Regions from separate parts of the Homo sapiens genome. Here region 2 is linked to region 1. Evidence: chromatin contacts called from ENCODE Hi-C or POLR2A ChIA-PET data. All regions are on one chromosome and are shown on one strand. Each heading gives the region's core, a stretch centred on a gene start or an enhancer-like site at or near the end of the contact. The rest is flanking DNA. Distances are from core to core; before and after follow the strand shown. Region 1 overlaps PRPF18 (pre-mRNA processing factor 18). Region 2 overlaps FRMD4A (FERM domain containing 4A).

Evidence for each region. Hi-C counts contacts between places; a loop is a spot of excess contacts on that map. ChIA-PET counts read pairs that join two places held with the same protein, here RNA polymerase II (POLR2A). Pooled maps may share reads with other maps.
Region 2: a pooled map shows a loop between it and region 1 (1.9-fold over the local background). The contact joins two enhancer-like sites. A Hi-C loop is called at or near these places in 2 of 50 pooled maps. POLR2A ChIA-PET finds 5 or more read pairs at or near these places in 4 of 52 experiments (Caco-2, H1, activated CD4-positive, alpha-beta T cell and 1 more).

Annotation. Positions count from the first base shown.
Region 1 is chr10:13,630,728-13,637,840 of GRCh38, reverse strand. It overlaps PRPF18 (pre-mRNA processing factor 18), which reads right to left. Exons shown (of 10, transcript NM_003675.4): 10 at 6,982-7,113. Among named protein-coding and RNA genes, the nearest start is that of PRPF18, 47 kb to the right of the region's middle. Within about 2 kb of position 3,965, at least 10 of the 41 ENCODE cell types and tissues checked have a DNase peak (open chromatin) inside an H3K27ac peak, as active enhancers do.
Region 2 is chr10:14,169,362-14,176,790 of GRCh38, reverse strand. The region is part of intron 2 of FRMD4A (FERM domain containing 4A); the gene reads left to right. Among named protein-coding and RNA genes, the nearest start is that of FRMD4A-AS3, 99 kb to the right of the region's middle. RefSeq lists an enhancer at 844-1,343. Within about 2 kb of position 2,615, at least 3 of the 41 ENCODE cell types and tissues checked have a DNase peak (open chromatin) inside an H3K27ac peak, as active enhancers do.

The DNA.
Region 1 (7,113 bases), core at 2,716-5,215:
TGCAAACATTCACATAATTTCCTCTTCTCACAAATCTTACACTCTTAAACATGCCACTATGATGACATCATTAAACAAGAGGAAGAATTGTTATTTAAGCTTGACATATGATTTGATTTTTATAAAATCTATTGGGCAAAGATAGTTGGCAAAGGTTATGTCAATATCTGAGTCAGTCATAAGATTATTTCTCCAATGCATAAAAGGTAACCTGGCACAAAGGGTGGCCACCAAGTGGGAGGCTTATTTGCAATACAGATATCTAGCCAGAATACAGAAAGTACTATAAATCAGTCAGAAAAAAGCAGGCAATTCAGTAGGGGAAAAATGGACAAAAGTAAGCATTGAACAGGAGCTTCACAAAAGATAACATCCAAATGGCCATTAAACATATGAAAAAAGGTACTCAACTATATTAGCCATTAGAGAAATGCAAATTAAAGCCACAACGTGATACCATTATGACTACCAGAAGGGCTAAAATGAAAATGACAGAGGATATATCAAGTGTGGCAAGGAGGCAGAGTAACTGGAACTCTCAACTCCTGCTGTGGGAATGTGTTAACTGGTATAAGGTTTTCCTTTGGAAAACTCTTTGACAATAACTCTAATAGCCAAGTTTATACATACCCTATGTCCCAGAAATTTCATACCTTGGTATATATTCTTGTGAATATAAATAGAGAGATGTATATTCACCAAGAAACACATATAAAACATCCATGCAAAAACCAGAAACAACTCACATGTCCATCATCAGTAGAATAAATTGTGAGACACAGCATCAAGACTGAAAAACCACAACTACACACATTGGGGATGAGTAAGTATCAGAACCCCTAAGCTGAGCCAAAGAAGTCAAGCACATACTGTTTGATTCCATTTATAAACAGGCAAATTGTTAAACACAGGCAAACGGGGTTCTTTTTTGGAATGACGAAAGTGTTCTAAGACTGTGGTGATGGTTGTGTAACTGTGAATATGCTGACAACCTTTGTACACTTTAAATGGGTACAACTGATGGTATGTGAATTACACGCCGATATTTTTTAAAAATTATGATGTTAGAAATTAGGACCATGGCTATGACTAGAAGAGGACATGAAGAGATTTCTGGGGAGTTAATAACAATTACCTTTTCTGATTGGGGCGCTAGTTACTTTGTTTACTGTGTGAAATGTTTACTTTGTGAAAAACCTATCATGATGTGATACTCTAGTAATTTTTCTGTATGTATGTTATACTGCCAATAAGAAAATTTACATTAAAAGAAATGTAATTTAGCACTGAGTCTTAGGAAATAATTTTCAAAGGGCCAAGCCACTGTCCTCTCAACAGACACTTGACGCGTAACACTAGACTCCTTGCAACTATTCTTGCCCCAAACCTATCTTATACTTAATTAATTTATTACTTATTTTTGAGACACGGTCTCACTCTGTCACCCAGGCTGGAACGCAGCAGTGTGATCACTGCTCACTACAGCCTCGACCTCCTGGGCTCACACAATCCTTCCACCTCAACCCAAGTAGCTGGGACTACACGTGCGCGCCACCACACCTGGCTAATTTTTGTATTTTTTGTAGAGATGAGGTCTCACCATGTTGCCCAGGCTGGCCTCAAACTCCTGAGCTCAAGTGATCTGCCCGCCTTGGCTTCGCAGAGTGCTGGCATTACAGGCGTGAGCCACCACACCCAGCCAAACCTATCTCGTACTTTAACTGACCTCCCATTTATTTTGTAATACCTTGTTTAATCTTGCTTTATCCAACAATGTGCAACCAGCCCAAGGTGATCAGCTATACATACTGCCAATTTTCTAACAGATGGCTTACAAGTTTCTGTTCTCGGTTCTTCTATGGACGTCTCCTCATTTTAAACTTAAGAATTACATATTACGGCAGAAGTATTTAGCATTTTGAAGTACTGTAGGTTCTATAATCTGCTAAATTTCACACTAACAATGAGAGCCAAGTGTTATCTCCATATTAAAAAAAATCAAAAAAGAATTATAGTCCTTTTGTCCTAGATTCATCTAACAGGTCATTTCCTTCTTTAATTCTACTGATAATTGCTTTAATCGGTGGTTTTCCAAACAACTCCATTAAAAAGTGGGCAAAGGACACGAACAGACACTTCACAAAAGAAGACATACATGCAGCCAACAAACACAAGAAGAAAAGCTCAACATCACTGATCATTAGAGAAATGCAAATCAAAACCTCAATAAGCTACCATCCCACACCAGTCAGAATGGCTATTATCAAAAAATTAAAAAATAACAGATGCTGGTGAGGTTGTAGAGAAAAAAGGAACGCTTTTATACTATTGGTGGGAGTGTAAATTAGTTCAACCATTGTTGAAGACAGTGTGGCAATTTTTCAAAGACCTAGAGACAGTAATACCATTCAATCCAACAATCCCATTCCTGGGTATATAACCAAAGGAATATAAATCATTCTATTATAAAGACACACTCACATGTATGTTCACTGCGACACAATTCACAATAGCAAAGACATGGAATCAACCCAAATGCCCACCAATGATAGCCTGGATAAAGAAAATGTGGTACATATACACTATGGAATACCACACAGCCATACAAAGGAATGAGATCATGTCCTCTGCAGGGACATGGATGGAGCTGGAGGCCATTATCCTTATCAAACTTACACAGAAACAGCAAAGCAAATACCACGTTCTCACTTGTAAGTAGGAGCTGAACAATGAGAACACATGGACACACAGGGGTAACAACACACACTGGGGCCTGTTGGAGGATGGCGGGTGGGAGGAGGGAGAGGATCAGGAAGAATAGCTAGTGGATGCCGGGCTTAATATCCGGGTGATAGGATGATGTGTGCAGCAAACCACCATGACACATGTTCACCTATGCAACAAACCTGCACATCCTGCACATATACCCCTGAAATTAACATAAAAGTTTGAAATTCAAAAAAAAAATCAGTGGTTTTCAAACTGCTGACCACCATACATTAATGAGTTGTCAACCAATTTTGAGGATAACCACCAGCATATTTTTAAAAAGAAACACAACAGATTAGAAAACATAAGAATGTGCCTTGCACATGGTACGGCCAGTGACTTTGTTTCAGGTAGACGTGCCTGTGTACATGTAATACTGGGTCTCCATACACTTGTTTTGAGTTGTGGTCCAAAAGTTTCAAATTCTACAGCTTTTACACTTCTACTTCCCAGGATGGCCAAACTTAGAAAGGCAGGCGCAGACTGCACAGACTGCAACGCTCATGGTTCCTAACATCTCCTAAGTCTGAAAGGAAAAGCAGTTGACCGCAAAGGCAATTTAGTTTTGGCAAGTTGTAAAACTGTGAGTTAAGGAAGGCCAGGACAGCGGATTGCAGGAGTGACTCTTGACTGTCCCGGCCTGAAGCTCAGTGAAAGAGTCTGAGATCACCAAAAGGCAGCTCGAAACTTCTCAGCTGCTCTCATTGGTAAAATTATGTGTTAAGCTTGAACACTGTGAGAAAAAGTTGAGGAAGTTGGTGCTTACAGAGAGGGAAGAAGAGACTCAACAGAAGGAAGTGGCCTAGTGAGAGTGACCAGCAGAGGCAACACAAGGATTCATTTAAGCAAGTTGTATAAAGTTTACAATGGGGGAAAAATAAATAATCAATGCTTTCATGATAAATTGTTCTGATCAACGTAAAAATACATTCTTTTTTTAAATGAGCATGTTTTTCAATATTCTGAATGGGGTCAGCTCACACCATAGCTGCGCGGCTGGCCACACTGCCCTCCCTAGCTATTCCACACCACCAGAAATTATTTTTAAATTTCAAATGATTTTAAAGTTACTGTTAACCATTAAAGGACTAGCGTGTGGTTATAGTTCAGCCAATGGAACTGCAGAGTCTGTGATGAAAACCAGTTGCCATAACAGTGTTCCCATAGCAACCCTCTGGGGACTGGCGCTGGCTCTTGCGCTCTGGACAGCTGGAAGCTCTTGCGTCAATATACCGTGAGAAAGTACTTTTCAGCTCAAGACTCCCAATATGACACCATACCATAGATTGCTATGGGATAAACTTATTCTTTAGGGGCTTCATGGGAGTATACTGGGGGAAGGAGGAGGCACAATCCATTAAGTTGTGTTTACCAGACATGCAGACAAAGGAAAGAGGCAGAGCTCAGCTTAATGCTCCCTTTCATTGAAACTGCCCCACTTCGTTCTACCATCCTTCTGTGTGAAGCATTAACCTCATGGGGTGGGGCAGGGTAGGCGGGGGTACAAAGGTGAGCACATGTGGCTGAAAAGCAGCCAATGATATGAATCCCCAAATTCAAATCTATCAAAGATTTGGAAACACTGGTGTTTTCCAACCTGCTTTCTTTCCGGATACATTATTACTTTCTTTCCAACAAAAAGGTGGTTGCATTTCCAAGTTATTTACTGAGATCAAACCCTAGAGTGCTCTGAAGTGCTGGAGTAGGTCAGGATATCACCAGAAGGCAGAGCTTAGCATTAAAAGTCATACTGCTATCAAGCCTGTTTCCTAGTCCTCTGAGTTCTCACTGAGCGCTCTGGGCCCACAGCAGATCACTAAGTTCCATTCTTAGCGACAGCTGCCTGCCTAGCTCTGGTCTCTCAGGACCGCTCCCTTCCTCCTACGAGATTCGGACTGTCCTTTGTCTCTTTCCACATGTCAATTATCTTTGGCCTTAGCTTTACTTTCCTAATTGTCCCCCAAAGACTGAAATCACAGCCACAACCTCCAGATTGTTGCAGGCTCTATGCTGCAACACTGAAAAATACTGCTCTGTCTTTGCAGTTGGCAATGACACTCCTAGGAAATGCACTATTTACTTCTGAAGGGAACTCAGTGTTTTATGAAATTTGAATTCAGAGACACAACTCTTAATGGATAGGAGTCTGGGGAGGAAGAATGGGAGGAATTTATCTAAGGACTGTGATTGATTTTAAAAGGTATGTCTTCACTGTTTTATAAACAACTACAAACAGAAATACTTACCTGCTGAGCCAAATTTTCACGATTTGGAAATTGGGGAAGGGCATTTTTCTATATATCCTCATGTTATTTGCAGTCATTTGAAGATCTTTAACTTCAGGGAAATGGAAAACTTCTCTGAGGGGATCTACATCTTTGAATGTGCTTCCCTCGAATGGTCACAGCCCTGTGGAACAGGTTCCTTTTTTCTCTAAACCATCTACCACACTGACCAATTTTAGGAGGTACTGGTGTCACATGACAGTTTCTTTATATGGAACATTAACTAACTGCAAAACAGAAGACAACAAGAAATTAATGAACTACTCTACTGTGTGACCTGATGGTGAATACAGAAAAAGTAACTCGGAGAGTACTCATTCAACAATATTTATAAATAGGTCCTATATAAAAAATCTAGATTGCTGTCATATCTTACGAAAGTCTGTCTCTCACTTGCGCTGGTAAGTTACACTAAGCTCTAACTGATTTTTTTTTGCGGGGGGGAGGGGACAGAGTCTCACTCTGTTGCCCAGGCTGGAGTGCAGTGGCACGATCTCGGCTCACTGCAAGCTCTGCCTCCTGGGTTCACGCCATTCTCCTGCCTCAGCCTCCCGAGTAGCTGGGACTACAGGCACCCGCCACCATGCCCGGCTAATTTTTTGTATTTTTAGTAGAGACAGGGTTTCACAGTGTTAGCCAGAATGGTCTCTACCTCCTGACCTCGTGATCTGCCCACCTCGGCCTCCCAAAGTGCTGGGATTACAGGCGTGAGCCACCGCGCCTGGCCCCCTCTAACTGATTTAATAACAAGAAAAGGTTTCCAAATGAGGGAGTGGGAGGCAAGGAACCCCAATTCAATTCCAGACAGCGGACCTCAGCCACCACCATGCATATAACCATCAGAAACGATCCTGTCTAGGCACAGCAGAAGAGCACAAGTGGCCAAAACTGGCTTTTGAACCTCCCCAAGGTTTGAACCTCCCAAGAGGAACCAGAATAGACCGCTGTGAATCTACATCCCCCTACTTGGTGACATCTAGCTTCCACCACATCCCCGGCCCTTCTCAATGCAGAAGTGGCTGAAAGCAGGAACAGCCGCAGGGTTCAGATACAGTAAATGCTTAATCAACGTTTCCATGATTACTGCTGTTGCTGCTAACACCATCATTATTACTGTTATTGTTTTGTGAGGACACACTGCCCCTAAACACAGGGCTCCTGAAAGGGACTCTGGCTTCCCTCTAATGACAACAGTGACACAACAACTAATATTTACGAGCTCTTATTATTTGCCAGTGTGCTCAGCATTCTGCTTGAACACAAAAGTGATGCTACGAAGCATGGACTATTATTACCAACTACCATTTAAGACAACGAAGCTGACGCTTAGAAAGATCCAGTTGCTTGCTAAAGTCATACAGCGAGCAGGTGCAGAGCTGAGATGTGAAGCTGGAAGTTCTGCCTTTGGAGCCCCCGCTCTTACCGCTATCCAGCGCCACCACTCCACCTGCTCCGGGAGCATCCACTCACACATGCTGCCATGTGAACAGAGGCCTCTCGGGTTCTAAAGCATAGTAACAGGTCACAGTGATATCTGAGTATGACATTGTGCAACATTAGAACGAGCCCTCACTGTGGAAAACCAAGGCCAGGACAGACTCTCGGGTGGGGACATCAGTACCAGCACCTTCCTCCTCTGTTGGCGGGTGTGGCTGGGAACACAGTCTGCCCAGGTCTACCAGCATCATCACAATTTCCCCACTCTCCCTGGCATCACAAACCACTGTCCCACCTTAACCTTGATGCACTGGGGTTATTCTGTTTTGAACTTAGTTTGCTATGATGTGCCATCTCTGTTTCTTCAAACTTCTATTTCCTATTAATTGTATCTGTCCTGAGAGATGACAAATACTAAAATTTACACTTCTTGGAAGATAAAAGCAAGCTTTGAAATGCAAGAAAAATAACATTTGAGTTATACCAGTAATAATATTTACATTCAAATTCTATTGCAAGACAGCAAAAGTTCAGCAACATTTAAGGACTATAAAGTTTCATTCAATGGTCCCATGTTTTTGAAATATATAAAAATATTTTATATAAATATTACATAAAAGAC
Region 2 (7,429 bases), core at 1,366-3,865, 540 kb before region 1:
GAATTAAAGATGGAAGTAAGTCTGGGTGCAGTGGCTCATGCCTGTAATCCCATCACTTTGGGAGGCCGAGGGGGTGGATCGTGAGGTCAGGAGATTGAGACCATCCTGGCCAACATGGTGAAACGCCATCTCTACTAAAAATACAAAAATTAGCTGGGAGTGGTGGTGCGTGCCTATAATCCCAGCTACTCGGGAGGCTGAGGCAGAAGAATCACATGAACCTGGGAGGCGGAGATAGCAGTGAGCTGAGATTGCGCCATTGCACTCCAGCCTGGCCAACAGAGGGAGACTCCGTCTCAAAAAAAAAAAAAAAAAAAAAAAAAAGATGGAGGTGAAGGAATGAGATTCTCGTGGAGACATTTTGGTTTTTTATTTCCTAGGAGAAAGTTGATCATGGGTGTACAGTTAGGAGAAGTGTCACAAAGAGACTGGCACTAAACTGGAAATGGAAGTCACATCAGAAGGTTTGCAATCCCACAGAGAAACCCAAAAACATGGGGAGAGGTTGGTATGAATAATGCAATGATAGATGGAAGGGCTTGATGAGTTGGTTGAGTTTTGTATCAAACCTGCTATGAAATATAGGGCCTTGGAACAAGGACTTTGTCTACCCTATTCTCCACTGTATCATCAGAACAAGAACAGCTTCCAGCACATACTAGGTGCCTTACAACTATTTGTTGAATGACTACATGAATAGAAGAAAATATTAGGGATCCCTAAACACTACAATACAAAATAAGAAGTATTGTTTAAGTCAATACCCAAGAAATAAGGTCCAGAGTCCCCCAGAAATGGCAATAATCTTTTATATAAGGACAGCGAGTTGCACTCAATATGTTGGGTCTACAGATTTGTCAGGATGCTAAGACTCTGGTCAAAGGATGTACATGTCTGGTTAAGTGAGAATGAGGTTGCAGCCTGCAACTAAGGTGACGCAGAGAAAGAGTTAAGAATAGAAAATTGGACCCTGAGCAGCGGCTCACATCTGTAATCCCAACACTTTGAGAGGCTGAGGCGGAAGGATCTCTTGAGGCCAGGAGTTTGAGACCAGCCTGGGAAACATAGCAAGACCCTGTCTCCATAAAAAAATTAAAAATTAGTTGGGCATGGTGGTGCATGCCTACAGTCACAGATATTCAGGAGGCTGAGGCAGGAGGATCTCTTGAACCCAGTAGTTCAAGGCTGCAGTGAGCCATCATCATTGCACCACTGTACTGCAGCCTGAGCAACAGACAGACACCCTGTAAAAAAAAAAAAAAAAAAAAGGAAGCAAACTGGAGACTACGAAGGAGGTGATCAAGAGGTGATAGAGTTGGTGTAGATACTGAAGTTCTATTGGAATGCTGATGTGTGAACGGGAGGAGAAGAAGGATGTTAATTAGGGGTGAAAAGCATCAATGAAGGAAGAGGCAGGGGCCTGGGACCAGCCTGTGATTCCATCTGGAGGACAGAGTGGCTCGCCCTATCTTGGGGATGTCTTGTGAGTACAAGAATCACAGATGGAAAGAAGGGCAAGGGACAGGGGCATCTTCCTTAAATCACATTGATAGGTTCATGTATGGTGCACATGTGTCACATATATGATGCAAAAGGGGTCCTGGCCCCTTGGTGATGGCATAGATGTGTGTAGCCACATTTAAGGAGTCACCAGTTGAAGTAGAGATGTTGAATTATTCTCACAGAGAAAATTCCTCAAGCATAAAGAAGTTCAGAAAAATCTCATCTTTTCAACTGCATTATGCTCTGACCTAGGTCTTTGCCATTTTTCTTTCATTGTGTATTTTTTTCCAAGTGACCAGCAATGCTGAATGAAACAGTCAATCCTGATTTATTTGGACTCCTGGACAGTGTGCCCGTACGCGCGCGTCCACACACACACACACACACACACACACACACACACACACAGACACACACACACTTTTTTTTTTAATACTCAACTATTCAGGATCAGAGTCCATAAATCTGTTTTTGAAACTTTCTCTAAAAAGAGGCTACAGTTATGTGCCTCTAAACATCTGGCCAAACTGCAGAAGAACCCAGTTAACTATCCAGGTGTGAAATTCACAGTGGGCTGAACATGGGTATTTAGAAGTACTCCACGCAGTGGGATTTCTTTTTCAGCTTTCTGTACACAGACCAGAAAAGCAGCTCAGTAATGGTGTCAACTAGATCCATTCCTGTGGGAGTCCCACTTCTTAAGAGAGGAAGGAATGATGAACGAATGAATGAATGAATGAATGAATGAATGAACGAACAAACGCAACAGTGCTCTCAGCTCTGGAGAGAACAAGCTACAGAGCCCAAAGCGGCTGGATGCTCCGGCTCAGCCCCCCTCGCCTCCTGCCCTGGATGAGCTGCCCTGTGGGTTGTTACAGATCACTGTTCTTGGTTCAAATGCGTTACCTAAGACAGAGATCATTTGTCAAGTGAGCAGGGTACACAGAGAGCTGTAGGCAGATTATGGAAAGAGAGAGGGAGGAGAGAGAGGGAGGAGAGAGAGCGCGGGAGAGGGAGAAAGAGAGAGGGGACCAGGGCGAGGAGAGGAGCAGGCTTCTCCAGGAACGGCGCTTTGCAGGCGCTGGGGATTCAAGTTAGACCGGGTGGCGGTGCAGAGGCGCCACCCGGGAGAGGGGAGCCACCACGGCTCCCGACATGGCTCTTTTCATGTGGGATGCTTAAGCACGGCACACAGAGAGAGTAACTTGCAGGAGACAGAAACTGGCATGAGGATTCTGCCACCATGGAAGGGCTCCTGTCTCCGATGAGGACGAAGGTAAGGGGAGTGGATCTGGATTTCTTTTCCTTCTGCTTGGAGGGACAGAAAAGGCTCTGTGCATGGGAGGAGGCTCACGGAGCTTTTGTCTCATTTCAGAACTAGGCTGGCGATTGCAACTGGATCTCTCAAAGAATAGGCTTGCCTGCACGGCAGCGCGATCTGAGGGGAAGGGGAGAGCAGAGAGGGGAGCGAGCCATCTGTCAGCGTGGACAATGGGAACCTCAGTAAATGAGTTCGCCTCTCGGTTGATTAGACAGCCATATTTTAGCAGGATTTCCAGTCACTCTTGCTTTGGGGCCGTGCAGCCCTCGGAGCTGTTCGTTTGCAGGAAGTACCAATTTCTCAGATCGTATTGCTGTTTAGCAGGAGGAGTAACACGTTTAAGGCAAAGAGTGTGCCCAGCTCCCACTTGAAATAGCCTCTTTCCTCTTCCTCTTCCTCCTCCTCTTCTTCAGAGCAGGAGGACCAGGGAATCCTCTCTGTAGAAAGTAGGTTAATGCATTCTGGAGGCCAGTGTGTTCTCGGAAAAATAGCAGACCTGCAGAAAAGATTTCAGAGCACTGCTCTAGCCTGACATCTTGAACTTGGTCCTGTAACATTTAGAAATGCTCACGGGGAACTGGTTTTGGTCTCCTGAAGACTCTAAGCGCTTGTTCTTCTTGGCTGGAGTTTGCTTTTTCACTTTCAAGAGACGCTTTGAACGTGGGGTTTTCCATTATAAGCTCAGACGATGAAGGTGTTATTTGATATCTGCTATATTTACCTATAACTCTAAATGGATAGATCCAAAGTTTTCAATAATGCTAGAAATATTACTTTTCTTAACCAGAAATTTCAAAACAAATCAAGGGGCAAATAGATCTCTAAACACACAGCAGAGTTAAAGTCAATAGGACAAAGCTTTGATTTACCTCATCTCTTTGATGCCCTGTGTAATGATTTGGACACAAATAGACTCTTGTCATTGAACATTTTTTTTTCCTGCTGGTTAATGAGCCTGACCATGATATTTTCAGAGAATGTTAGAAGTAGGTCTTGTGCAGGAAGACACCCCATCCTTTGCGAGAATTTCCCATCTCTGTTATGTTCACCCATGTCTGAGAGTCATTCATTAGAAGGATAGCCTCAAGTGAGAGTTTGTTACAAAGGCTCTAACTCCAGCCCTTCTGCGGGCTGGCAGATCTTTGAGATCCCCTTGGTGACCCACTTGTTCTCACTGGGCATGTAGCTGGAATCCTGTTGCTTACAGGCAGTACACTTCAATCCAAGGTGCTGTTTCATGATCCCCTACCACAGCAAAGAAAATGGCAAATGACACTGGCATCCTAGCTCACTTGATTGACAGGATGAGGTTTGAATGCTTTGGGGAATGGCATCGTAATCTGTTCATTTGACCAGGTTTTCAAATTGCAAACTATCGCAGTATTGTGCAGTCTCTGGCGCCTAACAGATCTGTGGATCCGAGCTCCTAACCTCACGCGAGTACAACTCTCGTAGACTTCGAAGGGAGTTTCCTATGCAAATAATCAGGACCCAGGCTCTGCGTAAATCACACCATGAGCCGATTAAAATGGCATGCTATAGTCGGGGGAGAAATGGATGTCAGTGAGTCAGGCTGCTCACATATTATATTTATCAGTATCACTCACATCATGGCTTGTTCCTTGATCATCATATTGTCTAATAAACATGGAAACTGTGGGGTTCGGGTCCTACCAAAGTTTAAACATAAAATCTCTACATAGCAAATAGATTCTCATTCAAACCCTTCAGTTTTTAGGTTTCAAGGGATTTGTGTATGTGTATGTGTTTAAATTGCTTCTGTGAATTCTTTTTTAGTCTTTTTATTTCTAATGCTGGAAATGGATATTTCCATATTGAAAATTCAAACTGCATTTGAATTCAGTGACCTACAATATCATCATGACTGAGGGAACAAGACCTGACTGGGCAAGAGGAGAATCCCATTGGCAAGGCTTGGTTTTAAATCCTAAGTTGCCCTGTCCAAATGTTGTTGAAATTACCCAGCGATATTTTTAATTTATCCGAAGAGAAGACATATCCGTGACAAGGTGGTTGCCATACTTAAACTTTGATCACATTATGCCTCCTTAAGTCTGTTCTGAAATATTTTCTCCCTTTGGTGAGGATTTAGCTTGAAGTTTCTGATTTCCTGGTATGATGATAGGTCAGACAAAGGAAGCCTCCTAGAGCTAAATTTTGGCATGTTATGGTTATTCAATAACTTATGGACAGTTTAAAGCAAGCATTGAGGTAAATTGGACATCATGCAATAATTTCATTACACCATGTAATGGACTTAACCAGTCTAAATCATGGGTGCTTAATGCATTTTTATCTTGGGATTTGCATAATTGGCACATAAATATGCATGAGATTAACTGGAAATGGCAAAACAGGGTGAGAAACACAGTTCATGAGCATTGAAATTAAGGCAGTTGCAGAGAGGGCACCTGAACATACTCTGTCTCCTGGGTGGGCGGCCACACTTGACATACCTAGAAACAGACAGGGTGGCAGCTGGCCTCCCCTAATCACAGTTAGTGCATTGTCAGTGATACACAGCCATTGCACAGCTTTGGCTTTTGGCTGGATTCACTTGGGCACACTGCTTATTCTTCCTTTTATATATAATGCAATCTAAAGGAGTCTCTAGGCTGATGGATATATTTCTAACTGGCCTTCTGGCAGGCCCTGACACAGGTCTCAGGATTTCAACCATAGCAAATGATGTTTGCAGAGGCAGGGGTGAAAAAAGCAAGAAAAAAAGAGAGAGAGAGAAGGTGATTGAGTGGTTTCTTCTATGAGAGTAAAGGAAATCATTTTATAATCAATCATGTCCGTGAATTTTTTTAATGTGTCCTTTTAGTTAGATTTTTAATCCTCCAAACTTCATAATTCCATCTAATCTTCTGAGCCCTGCTTCTAGTGAATGAGGCTCGCAAAAAACAAACAAATAAACAAAAAAAAAAACTCCCCTCGTATTCAGCGTCTTGTGATTCATGGTGGCTGCAAAATTTGCAGGGAGCACTTTGGTAAGGCCACATGAAATCAGGCCAAGTCTTTACTTTTCATGACTGTAAGGAGTGTAATCTGAAGAAACTGTGGCATCAAAAGAAGGTGGAGAGGAAGGGAGGGGAAGAAAAGAGGAGAGGAGAGGACGGGGAGAAGAGGCCAGGGAAGAGAGGTAGGGGAGTGGAAGGGAGGGAAGATGGCTTGATTGGAGTTCTTTTCTTAAATATCCAAATAAGATTATAGCTATGTTTTTACCAAATGTTTGTGCGGTAAATAGAGAGTGGATGGAAATTAACCCTAGAAAGGATAGTTGTAACTTTTAAAAAGTTGATTAACTATTTCGTGTGCTAATTTGAGTTTTTCTGAATACTCCAATATGGTTTCCTTTAACACCTGCTCTCAGTTTACAATCACCTAACTTCCCAGCGTTGGTGTCTTTTTCTCTGTCTGACCCTGTCTTATTTCTCCTACAAAGACATATCCTGCGCTGTACTTCAGATACTTTTTTCGAGGAACATTTGTGATTTGTGGCATAAAGTAACTGTCTAAAGGAAATCTTCTGAGAGGATCTGGTCATTTTATGAAAGGGGCAATTAAGGGGAAATGGAAGCAGATCTTTTAAAGAAGGAGCATTTGAAATTAGCCCAGGAATCATGTCCGGCGAGTCCTGCTCTTTTGTACCTGGGCATAATAGTCAGCCACACAGAGCTAGAGTTAGTTCAAGAATTGTCTTTCCTGATCATGCTATATTTTTGGAAACACGTTAGATACAGAGGTAAGATGTCAAAATTCTGAAATACACACAATATAGGATCAAAAGGAAGAATAAAATATGTATAGTCAAAGCTCTATGGCTCCTTAGGGCAATTAGTATAGAGTATGTGAAACTCTTAAAGTCACTTAGAATTATTCGACATCTGCTTGAAACTTTGCCAGGATTCCATGGAGAATAGTGCCTGGAATGATCCACTGTGTTCCACCTTGCTTGTACATGAATTCAGATCAAGCACTGGAATTTCTCATGTAAAGAACTCTGTGAACCAGAAATCACTAAGGGTTAAGGAATGGTTAGCCTGAGTGGGATGACTGTGGAAGGCTTGACAATTACTTGCAAATACACTAAATATCACACACATGATTATGCCCAAGCCTATGACAGCCTATACTTTATCTTAATGGAGACTTGAATAAGAGGAGATTTGTTGGAGCTGAAGAATGACAGGTTTAGATTAAATTCAAGGAAATGTTTGCTGATATCAAAATGTTTTCCTAAGAAAGTGTGAGACAGTTTCTAATCTGAAGGGGCCTCTGAGATAGTGTTCCAAGAAAGGGCCACATACACAAAGTGACCCCCAAATACAGGAGGAGACAAGAAACCAAAGAACAAGGACAAAATCCAGTTTTTTTGGTAAAGGGTGATTTATCTGGGGAACTTACGGATGGAAGCATGGTCTTTGGCAGCAGAAAGACAGGGAGATCTCCATAATGTTATGTTACCCCCAGACCCAGGGCTTATCCACCATAGGAAAAGGGTGTGTGTGCTCTGGGCGGGACAACTAAAAGCAATCCTACAGAATAGGCAAGAATGCTATGCGTGTCACAGCCTATAAT